Linked DNA regions of Homo sapiens: region 2 is linked to region 1. A link is a contact called in ENCODE Hi-C or POLR2A ChIA-PET data. All regions are on one chromosome and are shown on one strand. The core of a region is the stretch at or near the end of the contact, and the rest is flanking DNA. Distances in the headings are between cores, read along the strand shown. Region 1 overlaps MAP4K3-DT (MAP4K3 divergent transcript). Region 2 holds the start of LINC02898 (long intergenic non-protein coding RNA 2898).

Region 1 (7,482 bases), core at 2,508-5,007:
ACGCTCTGCTAATTTTTGTATTTTTAGTAAAGATGGGTTTTGCCATGTTGGCCAGGCTGGTCTTGAACTTCTGGTCTCAAGTGATCCGCCCTCCTCAGCCTCCCAAAGTGCTGGGATTACAGGTGTGAGCCACTGCGTCAGGCCAATACACATCTTCTAGTTTATTTAAAGTGCTAGATAGTATTTCATTGTATAAAAAGACCACAGTTTATTCATTCTTTTGTTGATAGATCTTTAAATTGTTTCCATTATTTTTCCCTTACAAACAATGCATGATAAATGTTTTTGTATGTGTCTCCTTGTGAGAGTTATATATCTAGGTGTGACATCACTGGGTTCTATCACAAGTCTTTGGAAGTAATTTTTATGTGGATAGTGCAACAATATGACTAGTTACTTAAAAGAAAAAAATTAAGTCAAGATAAGTGGCGGAAGACACAGAAATTCAGAAATAGGATGTAAAATAGTAATGGAATAGTAGGTAAATTAGATACATAATCCTATGCCTTTTTTTTTCTTTTTGAGACGGAGTCTCGCACTGTCGCCAAGGCTGGAGTGCAGTGGCGCCATCTCGGCTCACTGCAAGCTCTGCCTCCGGGGTTCACACCATTCTCCTGCCTCAGCCTCCCGAATAGCTGGGACTGTAGGCGCCCGCCACATGCCCGGCTAATTTTTTGTATTTTTACTAGAGGCAGGGTTTCACGGTGTTAGCCAGGATGGTTTCAATGTCCTGACCTTGTCATCCGTCCGCCTCAGCCTCGCAAAATGCTGGTATTACAGGCATGAGCCACTCCGCCTGGCGACAATCCTATGCTTTTTTAAAAAGGTAGTTCATCTTTTGGCTGGGCATGGTGGCTCATGTCTGTAATCCCAGCACTTTGGGAGGCTGAGGCAGGAGGATCACTTGAGGTCAAGAGTTTGAGACCAGCCTGACCAACATGGTGAAACCCTGTCTCTACTAAAGGTACAAAAATTAGCTGGGTGTGGTGGTGCACACCTGTAATCCCAGCCACTTGGGAGACTGAGGCAGGAGAATCACGTGAACATGGGAGGCGGAGGTTGCGGTGAGCTGAGATCACGCCATTGTACGCCAGCTTGGGCAACAGAGCAAGACTCCAGCTCAAAAAAAAAAAAAAAAGGGAAACATTAATGAAAAGGTAATTCATCTTTTGAAAAAAAAAGTAGAGTGAACATACTGAACATCACAGATTTTCATCTACATTTAAGATGCTAGCTTTAGGCTGGGCGAGGTGGCTCATGCCTGTAATCCCAGCACTTTGGGAGGCCAAGGTGGGTGGATCACCTGAGATCAGGAATTCGAGACCAGCTTGACCAATATGGTAAAACCCTATCTCTACTAAAAATACAAAAATTAGCTGGCATGGTGGCGTGCACCTGTAGTCCCAGCTACTTAGGAGGCTGAGACAGGAGAATTGTTTGAACCTGGGAGGCGGAGGTTGCAGTGAGCTGAGATTGGGTCACTGCACTCCAGCCTGGGCAAGAGAGTGAAACGCTGCCTCACAAAAAAAAAAAAAAAAAAAAAAAAAGATGCTACCTTTAGTGTCACTGCTTCTGTGAAGCCTTCCAAAAATTGCCTTTTTTTCAATTACTTTCTCCTTTTGACCTCCATTCTCTCTACCTCTGTTATATGATATTGTGCATTATATTTGCTGTGGTTTGTTTATATCTCTCTCAGCAGGCTGAATGTGTTTTGAAGGTGGAGTTCATGTCTTATTCGTATCCCCAGGGTGTGGTGTGCAGTTGGTGGTTAAGTCTGAGGAATGAATGAATGGCCCAAATCACCGAAGATCTTTCAGAGGTGGCAGTGGGGTTTCTTTTTTTCTTTTCGAGATGGAGTCTTACTCTGTCATCCAGGCTGGAGTGCAGTGGCACAATCTCAGCTCACCGCAACCTCTGCCACCCAGGTTCAAGTGATTCTCCTGCCTCAGCCTCCCGAGTAGCTGGGATTGCAGGCACGCACCACCACGTCTGGCTAATTTTTTTATTTTTGGTAGAGATGGGGTTTCACCATGTTGGCCAGGCTAGTCTTGAACTCCTGACCTCAAGTGAACTACCTGCCTCAGCCTCCCAAAGTGCTGGGATTACAGGCGTGAGCCACTGTGCCCACTGGCAGTGGGTTTCTGATGATAGGATAGTTTCATGAAAGTTAGCTTAAAGTACAAAAAACTTTTTTTTTTTCTTTTTTTGAGACAGTCTCATGCTCTGTCCTCCAGGCTGGAGTTCAGTGATCTTGGCTTACTGCAACCTCTGCCTCCTGGGTTCACGCCATTCTCCTGCCTCAGCCTCCTGAGTGGCTGGGACTACAGGTGTGCACCACCACGCCTGGCTAATTTTTTGTATTTTTAGTAGAGACAGGGTTTCACCATGTTAGCCAGGATGGCCTCGATCTCCTGACCTCGTGATCTGCCCGCCTCGGCCTCCCAAAGTGCTGGGATTACAGGCATGAGCCACCGTGCCCAGTGAAAAAGCTTTGATCCTTTGTCTTCAATTGCACCTATGAAAAGGAAGTTTCGTATAAAAGCTGATATAAATGGCTAATAAAGCAGAGAAATAGCTTAAAATTTGACTGTAGACATTTGCTATGTATGATTAATATGTATCAGTTTACAGTTAATTTTAGGAAAACTTAAATTTTATAAATTGCCAAGAAATCACCCATGAAAAACTAATTTTCACTTAGCGGTTTAATTTTTTAACATTAGGATTTTTAAGTTTCGCTAGTCTTATCATCTGGGACACTGGAATTTTGTCTTGTTGGAATTGCTGATTAAACAAAATAATTCTTCAAAAGTGCTTAGCACAATGTTAGGTAAATAGTAAGCACTAAGTAAACATTGGCTTTATTATTATTAGGTGGTCCTATACTATGATTCCTCCTATTTATATCACGTGTGTCTTGCTGCATATTTAAGGACGCTCCCATCTATATGTTTGGACTAGTGCAATAGTAAAGCTGCCAGCTCAGGTGAAGAAAACCATTTAAAAATTTAAAGTTAAGCACATGATGGAAAATTCTTGAATATGTGGTGAGTTAGGTATAAAAAATATAGGGGGATTGTATTGTTGAATACAAAAAAGCCATTAGACTATTTTAAGAATGCTCTCTTCTGTCATTAGGGCTTGGTTATGAATAGTATATCACATGCATGAAAGGAGGTGGTGGCTAGTTTCATTTCCCTAAAACATGTTTCAATGGTAAATTAGAGGCAGCTGTGGTTTACTGACGCATAAACCCAGTGAGGTCTATGATAACTAGTATATATTTACAGTTTGACTCATGGTGCCTGTCAGGCTTTAATCATAGGGGAAGAAGTGATAGTACTTAGACTTCACTGTTTAATCTTCCGTTCATTTGTTTTCCAAGTTTGTTTCAGTCTGTGGGCAGGTTCCCTTTTGATTGCAACATGCAGTCCCTATTTCTGCAGTTTATCTTCATTTGCCATTTTGAGAGGGCTATGAAAGTCCTATGATAAGCTCCTTGTTCTCCAAATCCATGCATATAAGTCTCATCGAGTTGGATGCATTCTAAAGACATTTTGAAATCACATCAACACTTTCAGATCAGCAAGTTATTTCTTAATAAATTACTGTCTTAATGTTAGATGCTATTTTAAAAACACGAAAGAGAGCAGTTTCCAAATATGTGTTACTACTTCCAGGGAATTGTAAACTGGAGTGTTTAATTAAAAGAAGGCCCTAAATTTTTATTATGCTGTCACTGGATATTTGAATAACTAGCTGTAAATGAGTTCTAGTTGTACAAAAGTGATTTTCTAAATCCAGTTGTCCCTATTTCAAAATATAGTTCTAGTTCCTGGGTGAAACTGAAAATGAAATGGCCATGTCTTTATAACTAAAACAAATTAGAGGGTTGCAGCAATAAAATGAACCCACAGAGGGGAAAAAAACCCTTTGAATCAGGTTTTTATTTTCTTCTCCTGAACTGATTGGGTAATTTACTCAACTAATTTTGTCTAGTCATTAGGAAGTTAATACTCCATTCTATAATTTCCTTCCACTCAAGTGAGCAATACTGGTGCATATAATTTGGATTAAGAACATTCCTCTACTCTTACAAATATTTGGATATATGCCTTGAATATGCTTCCTCATTTAGGCCACAGAAATTTATTCAAAGACAAATCAATCAAAGATAATAACATTAACTACTATTTATTAAGCATCTCCTTCATGACAAGACTTTTTCCCATATTGAGATATAATTGACAATTGAAAATTGTACATATTTAAAGTGTACAACATGATGATTTGATATGCATATATATCCATGCATATATATCCATATCCATATCCATGCATATATATGGATATATATGCATATATATGCATATCAAATCATGTCGTACACTTTAAATATGTACATATTTCAATTATGCATATATATGCATATATCCATATCAAATCATATATATATAATATGCATATATATCATATACATATCCATCACCTCACATAGTTACCATTTTCTTTTGTTCTCTCTCTCTTTCTTCCTTCCTTTCTTTCCCTTCTTTTTTATTTTTTGGTGGTGAGAACACTTAAGATCCACCCTCTTAGCAAATTTCAAGTATATAATATAGTGTTGCTAATTGTAGTCACATCGTTGTAGAATACATCTCCAGAATTCATTCATTTGGATAACTGAAACTCTGTAACCCTTTTCCAATATCTCCCCATTCCTCTATCCCTCCAGCTCATGGCAACCAACATTCCACTCTCTGCTGTTCTAAGTTTGACTACTTTAGTTTTTACATATAAGTGAAATCAACACAGTATTTGTTTTTCTGTGTCTCGCTTAGTTTACTTAGCTTAATGTTCTTCAGGTTCATTCATGTTGTAAATGACAGGATTTCCTTTTGTTTTGAAGGCTGCATAATATTCTGTTGTATATGTATACCATATTTTCTTCATCCATTCATCTGTTGATGGACATTTAGGTTGTTTTCATATCTTGGCTATCATGAATAATGCTGCAATGAACGTAAGAGTAGAGATATCTCTTAGAAATCCTGATTTTCCTTTTTTTTTTCAGACAGTCTTGTCACCCAGGCTGAAGTGCAGTGGCATGATCTCGGCTCACTGCAACCTCCGCTTCTTGGGTTCAAGTGATTCTCCTGCCTCAACCTCTGGAGTAACTGGGATTATAGGCATATGTCACCATGCCCGGCTAATTTTCTTATTTTTAATAGAGATGGGGTTTCATCATGTTGGCCAGGCTGGTCTGGAACTCCTGACCTCAGGTGATCTGCCCGCCTCGGCCTCCCACAGTGCTGGGATTACAGGTGTGAGCCACCGTGCCTGGCCTATTTGATCATCTTTTACAGCTTAGGGAATTAAGGTTTAGATGTGGCACAGGACAGAAACATACTTTGAAGATAGGTCTGTTTGACTTCAAAACCTGTGCTCTTTGCCAGGTGCAGTGGCTCACGCCTGTAATCACAGCACTTTGCAAGGCCAAGGCAGGAGGATCACTTGAGGTCAGGAGTTTGAGACCAGCCTGGCCAATATGGCAAAACCCTGTTTCTATTAAAAATGCAAATATTAGCCAGTCATGGTGGTGTGCTCCTGTAATCCCAGCTACTTGGGAGGCTGAGGCACGAGAATCACCTGAATCCCGGAGGTGGAGGTTGCAGTGAGCTGAGATCGTGCCACTGCACTCCAGCCTGGGTGACAGAGTGATAGTCTATCTCAAAAAAAAAAAAAAAAACAAAAAACAAAAAACCCCCACAAAACCCACAAAACCAAACCAAAAAACCTGTGCTCCTTACTGTGCTCTCCTGCCTCTCAGTGCGAGATAAACAGAGTGGGCAAAATAGCCTATGATGTCATCATCCGCAAGGCCTGTTGCTACTGTGTGATGCCTGCTCCCTAGATGACCTCCTGGGGGGGTGAAGCGAGAGGAAATCTGGCACCAAGCTGGTTGAGGGGCAGAGCGAGAATGTCTGGGCTTCCCCCACCCAGCTTGGAATGTGAGTGATGCAAATCATCTCATCGAAGGCTCAACTGCAGCCAGGAGACTCCTCCAGTGATGATGAGAGTGTACAAATGAAGTGCAGGAGCGGGGGAGCCTTCACACACCTCCAGCCCTTCCTGCTTCTTGAAATACTCATATCCTCTGGCAGAGACTAGCTACAGAAATCCATGTCCACTTACTCACAGCCTGAAAGAAACCCACACAGTGGACCAGGAAGGTTGTTGCATGGTAATTAGAGCTACTATTGAATTTCTATTGTGCATCTTCTCAATTAGGCACAATTACCACATATAAGAAATGAGGAAATTAAGACTCAGAGGAATTAGGTGAATTGCCCAAGGTTATTACATAGCTTATACCTGGCCAACCAGGGTTTAAACATTGTTCTATATCCTAATCCAAGACCCATGTTCCTCTCACTACTCAGGTTTATTTCTTTCGCACAGGGATATTACAAAGTCATTATATTTCCTGATTATATTTTTGCTGCTGCTGTATGACCATCTCGTTTCTTGTCACTGACTTTATCCAAAAGCAAGAACATGGTATGGAATTTTGGGGGAAGCAGTTGAAATGAAGTGTTGGAATTTCAGAGCTTGCATTACTGGATTATGTGTGGATTGTTGTTTGTACTGCCTCTTTCTTCCTCCTGCTACCTCATATAGGTGCTTGATATCTGATTATTACAGTCTTTTTAGGGGTTCTTGAACATACTCACTTGTAGAAAAGTGCTGGTTAAAATCATAACAGGCAGACATTTGGGTTCTTATAGCCTTGCAATAAATGGAAGGAAGTAACTTTTGGGCTTATGAAAATGTATACTGCAAGGTTTTTCTTTCTTTCTTTCTTTCTTTCTTTCTTTCTTTCTTTCTTTCTTTCTTTCTTTCTTTTTCTTCCTTCCTTCCTTCTTCCTTCCTTCCTTTCTTCCTTTCTTCCTTCCTTCCTTCCTTTCTTCCTTTCTTCCCTTCTTTCTTTCTTTCTTGAGACAGGGTCTCGCTCCATCACCCAGGCTGGAGTGCTCACTGCAAGGATCCTCCTGCCTCAGCCTCCCAAGTAGCTAGGACTACAGGCATAGCCACCATGCCTGGCTAACTTTTCTTATTTTTTGTTTTATGTAGAGACAGTATCTTGCTGTGTTGCCTAGGCTGGTCTCAAACTCCTGGCTTCAAGGGATGCCCCCACCTTGGTCTTCCAAAATTCTGAGATTATAGGCACGACCCACCATGCCCAGTGGTTTTCTTAAAGTTCTCTGCAAGGTGTAGATAGTTTCATGAGTAAGATGATTAGTCAGTACAGTAGCAACATTAGGTAATTGGTTTTGCCATTTCGAGCTTGTAGCAAATTATCCATTCTTATATGACAAAGCCTATGGGACAACTGGAGGACTTGAACTGTTTCTCTTCAGTGCCCGTAAAGAAGGGACTGAAGCTTCATAAATCTAGTCCTTCACTCTCCTAGCTCTGATCCTG
Region 2 (7,482 bases), core at 2,807-5,306, 2.5 Mb after region 1:
GATTAACCACCCAAGAATACTCATGGCATCGTAGGCCAAACTCCATCTCTTCTCCCTCATGCAGCAAGAAAGTTTCCATCTCAAAACAAGCCATTTCCTCTGAGCAGGGGTCTCAGCAGGGATGAGAAAATCAGGCCCTCAGCCCTGTGGATGCAGGCCAAGGGAGCTGGGCTTGTGGAAGGCTTCTTGGGGTTCAAACCCAGGGGAATAAAGAGTCCCAGAGGAAACTTTTCTTTGCAGGAAAGAAGTGTCCAGGGCCGTGGTGGGGGAGGGGGCATCTGTAGGTCATATAACAAACACCAGACCTCTCCATTTTATACCTCATTCCTTTGGTGGGGGCAAGCAGTGGAGCCATCTCTATTTGGGAAACAGTGAAACTCAAATCACCATGAACCCTGCACTTTTTCTGTTAATTGTGTGAACTTCACTGTGCCTGGAGAATGCATGGACCTGCATTAGAGGAAGTTATATTTCTGGAATATTACATATATATCTGTGTAATATATCAATTATATGGAATATATATTTTGAATATATTATACATAATAATATATGGGAATATATATTATTCCCATATATTAGGAATATATAATATAATATAATCCTAATATATATTATAATGTATATCTTATATTTCCTTGCATTATGGGTTTTCTTTGCAAAGAGTAGATACCCTTTTGGGAGGTTCCAATAAATCTTATGAATAAATGACTGAAGCTGGCAGCACAATACCCAGCCCCTGAGGGAGCTCCTAAGCCTTTCAATTCTCCAGCCCTGAGCTGGTTCTGCCCAGCCGGCACTGTCAATTTGTGGCCACCTCGCTCCAAGCCAGGTATTTCCAAAGGTCGTGGACTTGGAATAACAGGTGCTACTGTTTTGACTTCAGAAAGACAGCCTGGGACCAAAGAATCCTCCATAGCTTCAGGGCTGATGTGGGTGCGTTAAGAAAGTAGGATTTTGGATGAGATCTGTTACAGGGTCCTTTGTCTCTCTTATAGCAAAGAAAACTGAGAAGAATTTTAAAAGGCTGCCTTGGTCTCCAGAATCCCTCTGGAAGCAGATGGCATGTCAACAGGTTCCAGGGCAGGCTCCAGAGGCCCCAGACCTGGGAGCCTTATTGGAATGTAATTAACCTAAGTGCTGTCTGTTAGGATGAAAAGGCAGGAATGCAATTATGGAAGGAGCATGAGGTGAGCTTTCATTGATTAACCTGTCCTGTCTGATTCCATTCCCTACTGAGGTGATTTTGGGGGCCCTGAGGGTTGCCTTGTGCCCTCAGGGTTATGAGAAAGGAAAACAGTCACTGCAGAAAGTGAATACCTAAAACAGAGTTCAGGATGCCTGTGTGGCCCCCCAAAATTGCCTGGAAAATGCACTTGTGCAAAATGTAAAATGTACATTTTCGAGGAAGAGGCCGGACACTCTTATCACTTGCTTGAAGGGGTCTGCAGCCCCCAAAGCGTTAAGAATCTCTGTGCTAGAGGAGCGAAAGCTCAGCACAGTTGCTAGAGTAGGACCTCAGGAAAAGTCCCTTCAGTTTTCAGCTCCAAATGGCCATCATCCATTTGGCTGATGCTAAGGCTAAGCAAGTCACTTAGCCTTTCTGTGCCTCAGTTTCATCTGTAAAATGAGGGACATCCCAGGGTTCATAAGATAATTGAATGATATGCAAATACAAAACTTTTTTTTTTTTTTTTGGACAGAGTCTCGCTCTGTCACCGAGGCTGGAGTGCAGTGGCGCGATCTCGGCTCACTGCAACCTCTGCCTCCTGAGTTCAAGTGATTCTCCTGCTTCAGCTTCCCAAGTAGCTAGGATTATAGGTGCCTGCCACGATGCCCGGCTAATTTTTGTATTTTTAGTAGAGACGGGTTTCACTATGTTGGCCAGGCTGGTCTCGAACTTCTGACATCAGGTGATCTGCCTGTCTTGGCCTCCCAAAGTACTGAGAATACAGGCGTGAGCCACCATGCCGGTCAGAATGCAAAACTCTGTTTATCCGTCTTGCTCTGTCACCAGGCTGGAGTGCAGTGGCATGATCTTGGCTCGCTGCAACCTCTGCCTCCCAAGTTCAAGCGATTCTCCCACCTTAGCCTCTTGAGTAGCTGGGATTGCAGGTGCCCACCAGCAGGTATGGCTAATTTTGGTATTTTTAGCAGAGACGGGGGTTTCACCATGTTGGCCAGGTTGGTCTCGAACTCCTGACCTCAGGTGATCTGCCCACCTCTGCCTCCCAAAGTGCTGGGATTACAGGCATGAGCCACTTTGCCCAGCCAAAACTCTTAACCCAACATCGAACACTTGGTAAGCACTCAATAAATGGAAGCCATTTTGATTATGATTATCAAAGTCTAGAACATAAAGTGGACTGTGTACATGCACTCTTTAGGAGCAGTCTTTTGGCCCCAAACTAGATTCTATGGGAATTCCCAGGTAAGATGCTTCTCCAAAATGAAGTGAAGCCATGTGACCCAGGGTCTTTAAACATTGCTTCCTCAAACCCTCCCCCAGTAGGGTACTTCTCCCCCAGAGGCATGGGGATCTGGCCACACTATAAGACAAACTTCTGGAAGTGGGGGCACATCAAGCGTCTGGGTGGTGCCAGTGCCTGGGCCTGAGCTAAAGTCTTCACCAGCCTGCCCCTTTTGGGGAAGCTTCTGACAATTTCGATTACCGAAATCTTCCTGCCTTTTGGGATAATACAGTCAAATGCTCCATTGAGACAGACTTCTGTATCTTTACAGGCCCTAGAATGAGACCAACCCAAGGCCCAGCATCTGCAGAATGTCCCGTGTAGAACCAGGAAGGAAAAACTAAACCACTCCTTTTCCCCTCTTCCCAACACACCCTTCTCTCCTCTCAGATCCTTGGAGTTCTCCGCACTCAGAACCTACAAGCTGCCCAGGGGTCTTCCAGACCAGCCCCAGTTGCTTCCAGCCTCCTTCCGCCAGCACATCTCTGCAGCCTTGGGCCACCGATCCTAAGCCAAAGCCTCCCCAACCTCTGGGCTCAGAAGCAGGTGTAATCCCAACTCCAGCAGGGAATTCCAGAGGTGAAGGTCACGGGAGCATCTTTAATCTTCGGTTCCCAGTAGAGAAGATACCCAAAGAGCAGGGAGCAGGAGCCAGCTCCAGGCTATACATTTGTTTATTCATCAATCATTCATTTATGCATTAATCATTCATTCCCCCCACCCATCAGTCATTCATCTGCTTATTTATTCATTCAATGTGTTTGTACCTTGTCCTTGCTTTGGTTACCGCAGATGTTGGTCCTCTCCTGCTTTGATCTGTCCCCTGTTTCTCTGGCAGCTGCACAGCAGAAGCCTTCTCATGTCCCTTGTTGGGTACTTGGCTGAGAGTGTGTCTCCCTCTCAGAGGTGCCTGAGGAAAATCAAAGGGACAGTGCAGAGCTGTCTGCTGCCTGCAAGTTCCCTTCCATTGCAAAATCCAGCCTTCTGGTCCGTAGGTCAGTGGGAGAGATTGGGAGGGGCTGCAGAGGGGTCTCCAGGCCCAATCGAGGAATAATGGTCTGGACATCCTCACCATGTGTGAGCTCTGGCTGTTTAAAAAATAAAAAAAATAAAAAAATAAATATACTGGTCCTTCTGGGAGAAAGGGGACTGCAGGAGACTCTAAGCCTCTGTGCCTGGTTCTGAGGCCTGAGCTCAGCACTTTGGCAGGCCCAGAGAACATGGTATGGGAAAACCTGGGGCTGGAGTTTCAGAGGCCTAAGCTGTGAGCCTTCTGACAGGTCTCCCACCTTCCATCCTTCCATCTACCTGACCCTGTAAAGTCTGTTCTCAGCCAGCAGCCAGAGATCCTTTAGTAAAAGACCACGTCCTGCCTGTGCTCAGAACCCTGCCCTGACTTTCAGTTCTCTCGGAGAAAAACCCAAGGCCCCACTTGATGGGGTCCCCCTCATCTCCCACTCACTCCCTCCATTCAGCCCCCACTGGCCCCATCCTTCCCGAACTCACCAGCCACACTCCAACCTTAGGGCTTTTGCTATAGTTGTTTCTTCTAGAACAGGCTTGACCTGGGTGACTTGCTTGAAAGTGACTCACTTTCTCACTTCCTTCAAGTCTTCGCTCAATTGAAACCTTCCCCATAAGCCTACCATGACCCATCCTATTTAAAACTGCAAAGCACACAGGCACGCGCGCACACACACACACACACACACACACACACACCACTCTCAACCCCCCTTCCTCTTTAGCACTCATCACCTTCTAACATAATACATAATTTACTTATTATTTTTACCATTTATTGTCTGTCTCTGCCTGCTCAAGTATAACTTCCAAAAGGGTAGGGGTCTTTGTATGTTTTCTTCCCTGATGTATCCCGAGGGTGGGCCATCCCATGGATGCCTGGTGTATAGCAGGAGCTAGTAAAACATTCCTTGGATGAAAGAATGAATGAGTGAATGGGCTGTAGGAAGCTCTGAGGATGAAGCTTGTGAAGCCACAGGCTGTGGAGTTTGGGGCTTCCTGGGGGTAGAATTTAGGAGGTCCACAGTGGCTTCTATCAGCTGTGCTGAGGAGAGAAGAGCCAGGCAAATTGCCCGCTGCCAGCCTTCTCGGGGAGGAAAGGTAGGCAGCAGCATCGGTGGGGATTGCGCTAACTCAAGGTGCCAGCTCCATGCTGCTCTGGGGCTGGCCAGCGCTCTGGATGTCATTAGCTGATTTGTTCTGCTCTGCAGAATGTACTTTTCATATTTAGGCAGAAAAAAACAGCTTTCGATCCTTGTGCCCTTTCTTCTGTGAGCTGTAGCACATGGCCTGCTAATTATGAATTAATCCTCTAAAGAGCATGTTCATTATTCTAATTTAATTGTGCTTCGTTTCAGAAAATAACTAAACCCAGCGTGGAATAAACTCCAATGCTGATCAGTTTTCAAGAAGTTAACATAAGACAAAATTCTGCTAGAGGGCAGCAGCAATTTGGAATCATTAAAGGGAACCCATGTAAATAATAAAAACAAAACTAAAATGCAGAATTAAATTAAGGAATAGGAAATTAAATTTGGGAATCTAATCTAAAATTGAGGCCTTATATGCACAGGCTTACCCTGGCTTGGCTCTTCGCTCAGGAGTGCTCAGGAGAGGAGGTTCTGCAGAGTTTCCCACGACCAGGGAAGCGGCAGTCCCTCCTGGGTGGCAGTTTGCTGTTCTGGGAAGAGAGATGTGGGCTGAAGTGGGAGAAAGGGGGCTTTCCTCCCACGGGGTCAACTGTGATGAAGATGAAAGCCACATTGTCACAGATGCATCTGGATAGCTCATCCTGAGCCCTGGTGACCGGTTCAGGAGAACTGCCTGCAGCCAAGAGTCCAAGCTGCCACTCACTAGGAGGAAGCACAGGAAATGAGGCAGATGGTGCTGGGTGGCTGCTGGCCTGAGATGCTGGGAGTGGTCAGCCCTGGGCAAAGAAGCCGCGCCAGCCCTCCTTCACCTTTGGGCCCTGGGCACCCTTCCACAGGTGACCCAGCTCAGGACAGAGGCTGAGGGAGTTTCCTCCTGCCCGGGCAGTGGCCCCTAAGCAGGGTCCTGGCCTCCCCACCATCACCGTGAGAGCCCAGTTACAGATGGAGGAGACCCGGACTCCAGCAGCATCATGACAGGTCAGGCCTCCACCAGGCAAAATGAGAAAGGGAGGATGGGAAGGACGGGGTGTGGGGAGGAGGAGAGAGCCAACTTATAAAGTGTCTGCAAGTCAGATGTACAGTCAGGGGCAGAGTTAGCACCATGGCTCAGGCTTCATTATGTATTGATTTTTTAGACCCTGTCCCTGGGGTATTCTTTTTCTCTCCATATTCCTACCTCCTCTGGCTCTCTTCCTCTCTCTCTCCCACCTCCCTCCTCAAAATGAAAAGAGCTCAACCTTCTGAGTCAGACAGACTGATTTGGAGCCACAGTTCTTCCTCTTACTTGGTACTGGAGCTTCAACAAACTATTTTGCCTTCCTTAACCTCAGTTTCCTCATATGCAATGCTAATAATATCTGTCTCCTTGGTTTGTTACAAGGGCTAAATGCAAGAAAGCACTTGGCACAGAGCAGGTACTCAGGCACTTCTGCTTTTTTATTCTCTGTTTCACCAGTGCTTCTTCACATGCCACTCTCTACACACACATGCACACACGTGCACACATATGCACGCACAGGCTCCATCCTCTGCCAAAGGCCTTAGGCTGTGTTTCTAGAGCACCACAAGTAGTTAGAAAAAAAATAGTCCAGTCAATCAAATGCAATCAACTGCTTGCTTTGATTCACAAAGGCAAACATTCAAACAGATGGCCTTATCCCAGTATCAAAGTGAAGTTTTCCATTGCCATTTTCATTTGGAGTTCTACATGGATAAATTAGCCACCTTAAAATAGATCTCTTTTTTGAAAAAAGAAGAGAATACAAACAAGCAAAAAAAGTCTTAACTTGTTCTCATTTAATTCACATTTTGATCAAGAAACTAATGCACAAAATTGAGGCCACAATACTGATTGGTTAGTTAAACAGTGATTGCGTCTAAAACTATCAAAGATGGAGACCACAAGGACAAAAAAGGCTAAGAGTTCTGTCTTGAATTCCCTGGCTACTTTACCTTATCTTACTTTGCTAACTGCCTGCAGAGAGTATGTCAGTCTCTTGCCTGTCCCCTGATTTATACCTGTAAATTGAGGCACTATGAGGCACAACCAATCTCTGTTCTCCCAGAACAAACCCAGAAACCTCAGAGCAGCCACATGGTGTGGATCCAAAATCCATGGAAGATCCACCTTCAGTGTCAATGGAAAGGAAGCAGGAGAGCCACGCCCTGGCCTGAGGCTACCAGGGAGAAGGAAGGGTTACCCTGAAGGTGAGGATCAGGGCCAAGTAAGCCACAAGGTTGGCCTACACTTAGGTCCAGGGGCAAATGCTGGAAAATGACCCCTCAGCCTTTAAAAATTAAAGAAAAAGGCATGCAAATTTCTTAGACACATAAAACTCATAACATAAGACTTATCCAGGGAGCCCACCTGTTGAGGAGCTCAGCTGATGAGGGGTTAATTTCTAGAAGACTGGAGTAAGCGTGGTCAGTTAAACGGTATTATGGACTGCACGTTTCTATCCCCCGAAATTCATATGTTGAAACCCTAATTCGGAATAGGATGATATTAGGAGGTGGGGCGTTTGGGAGGTGATTCAGTTTAAATGAGGTCATGAGGATAGAGCTCCCATGATGGCATTAATGACCTTACAAGAAGAGAAAGAGACTAGAGTCATGTGAGGACACAGAGAAAAGACAGCCATCTGTCTTCTCTCCATGAAGAGGACCCTCACCAGATACCAGATCTGCTGGTGCCTTCATCTTAGACTTTCCAGCTTCCAAAACTGTGAGAAACAAGTGTTTGTTGTTTAAACTACCCAGTTTATGGTATTCTGTTGTAGCAGCCTGAACCGATAATGACAGATGGTTTCTGTATTTCTGATCTTCAATGAAAAACT

What was found. Hi-C counts contacts between places; a loop is a spot of excess contacts on that map. ChIA-PET counts read pairs that join two places held with the same protein, here RNA polymerase II (POLR2A). Pooled maps may share reads with other maps.
Region 2: a pooled map shows a loop between it and region 1 (6-fold over the local background). The contact joins the promoter of LINC02898 here to the enhancer-like site in region 1. A Hi-C loop is called at or near these places in 2 of 50 pooled maps. POLR2A ChIA-PET finds 5 or more read pairs at or near these places in 2 of 52 experiments (A673 and AG04450).

Annotation. Positions count from the first base shown.
Region 1 is chr2:39,489,039-39,496,520 of GRCh38, forward strand. All of the region lies in intron 3 of MAP4K3-DT (MAP4K3 divergent transcript), which reads left to right. Among named protein-coding and RNA genes, the nearest start is that of MAP4K3-DT, 55 kb to the left of the region's middle. Within about 2 kb of position 3,758, at least 6 of the 41 ENCODE cell types and tissues checked have a DNase peak (open chromatin) inside an H3K27ac peak, as active enhancers do.
Region 2 is chr2:41,949,750-41,957,231 of GRCh38, forward strand. It overlaps LINC02898 (long intergenic non-protein coding RNA 2898), which reads right to left and starts at 4,057. Exons shown (of 4, transcript NR_161189.1): 1 at 3,978-4,057; 2 at 3,239-3,559. It overlaps LOC124905996 (a long non-coding RNA gene), which reads left to right. Exons shown (of 3, transcript XR_007086296.1): 3 at 2,862-3,300. RefSeq lists an enhancer at 3,793-3,932 and silencers at 5,954-6,003, 6,014-6,093.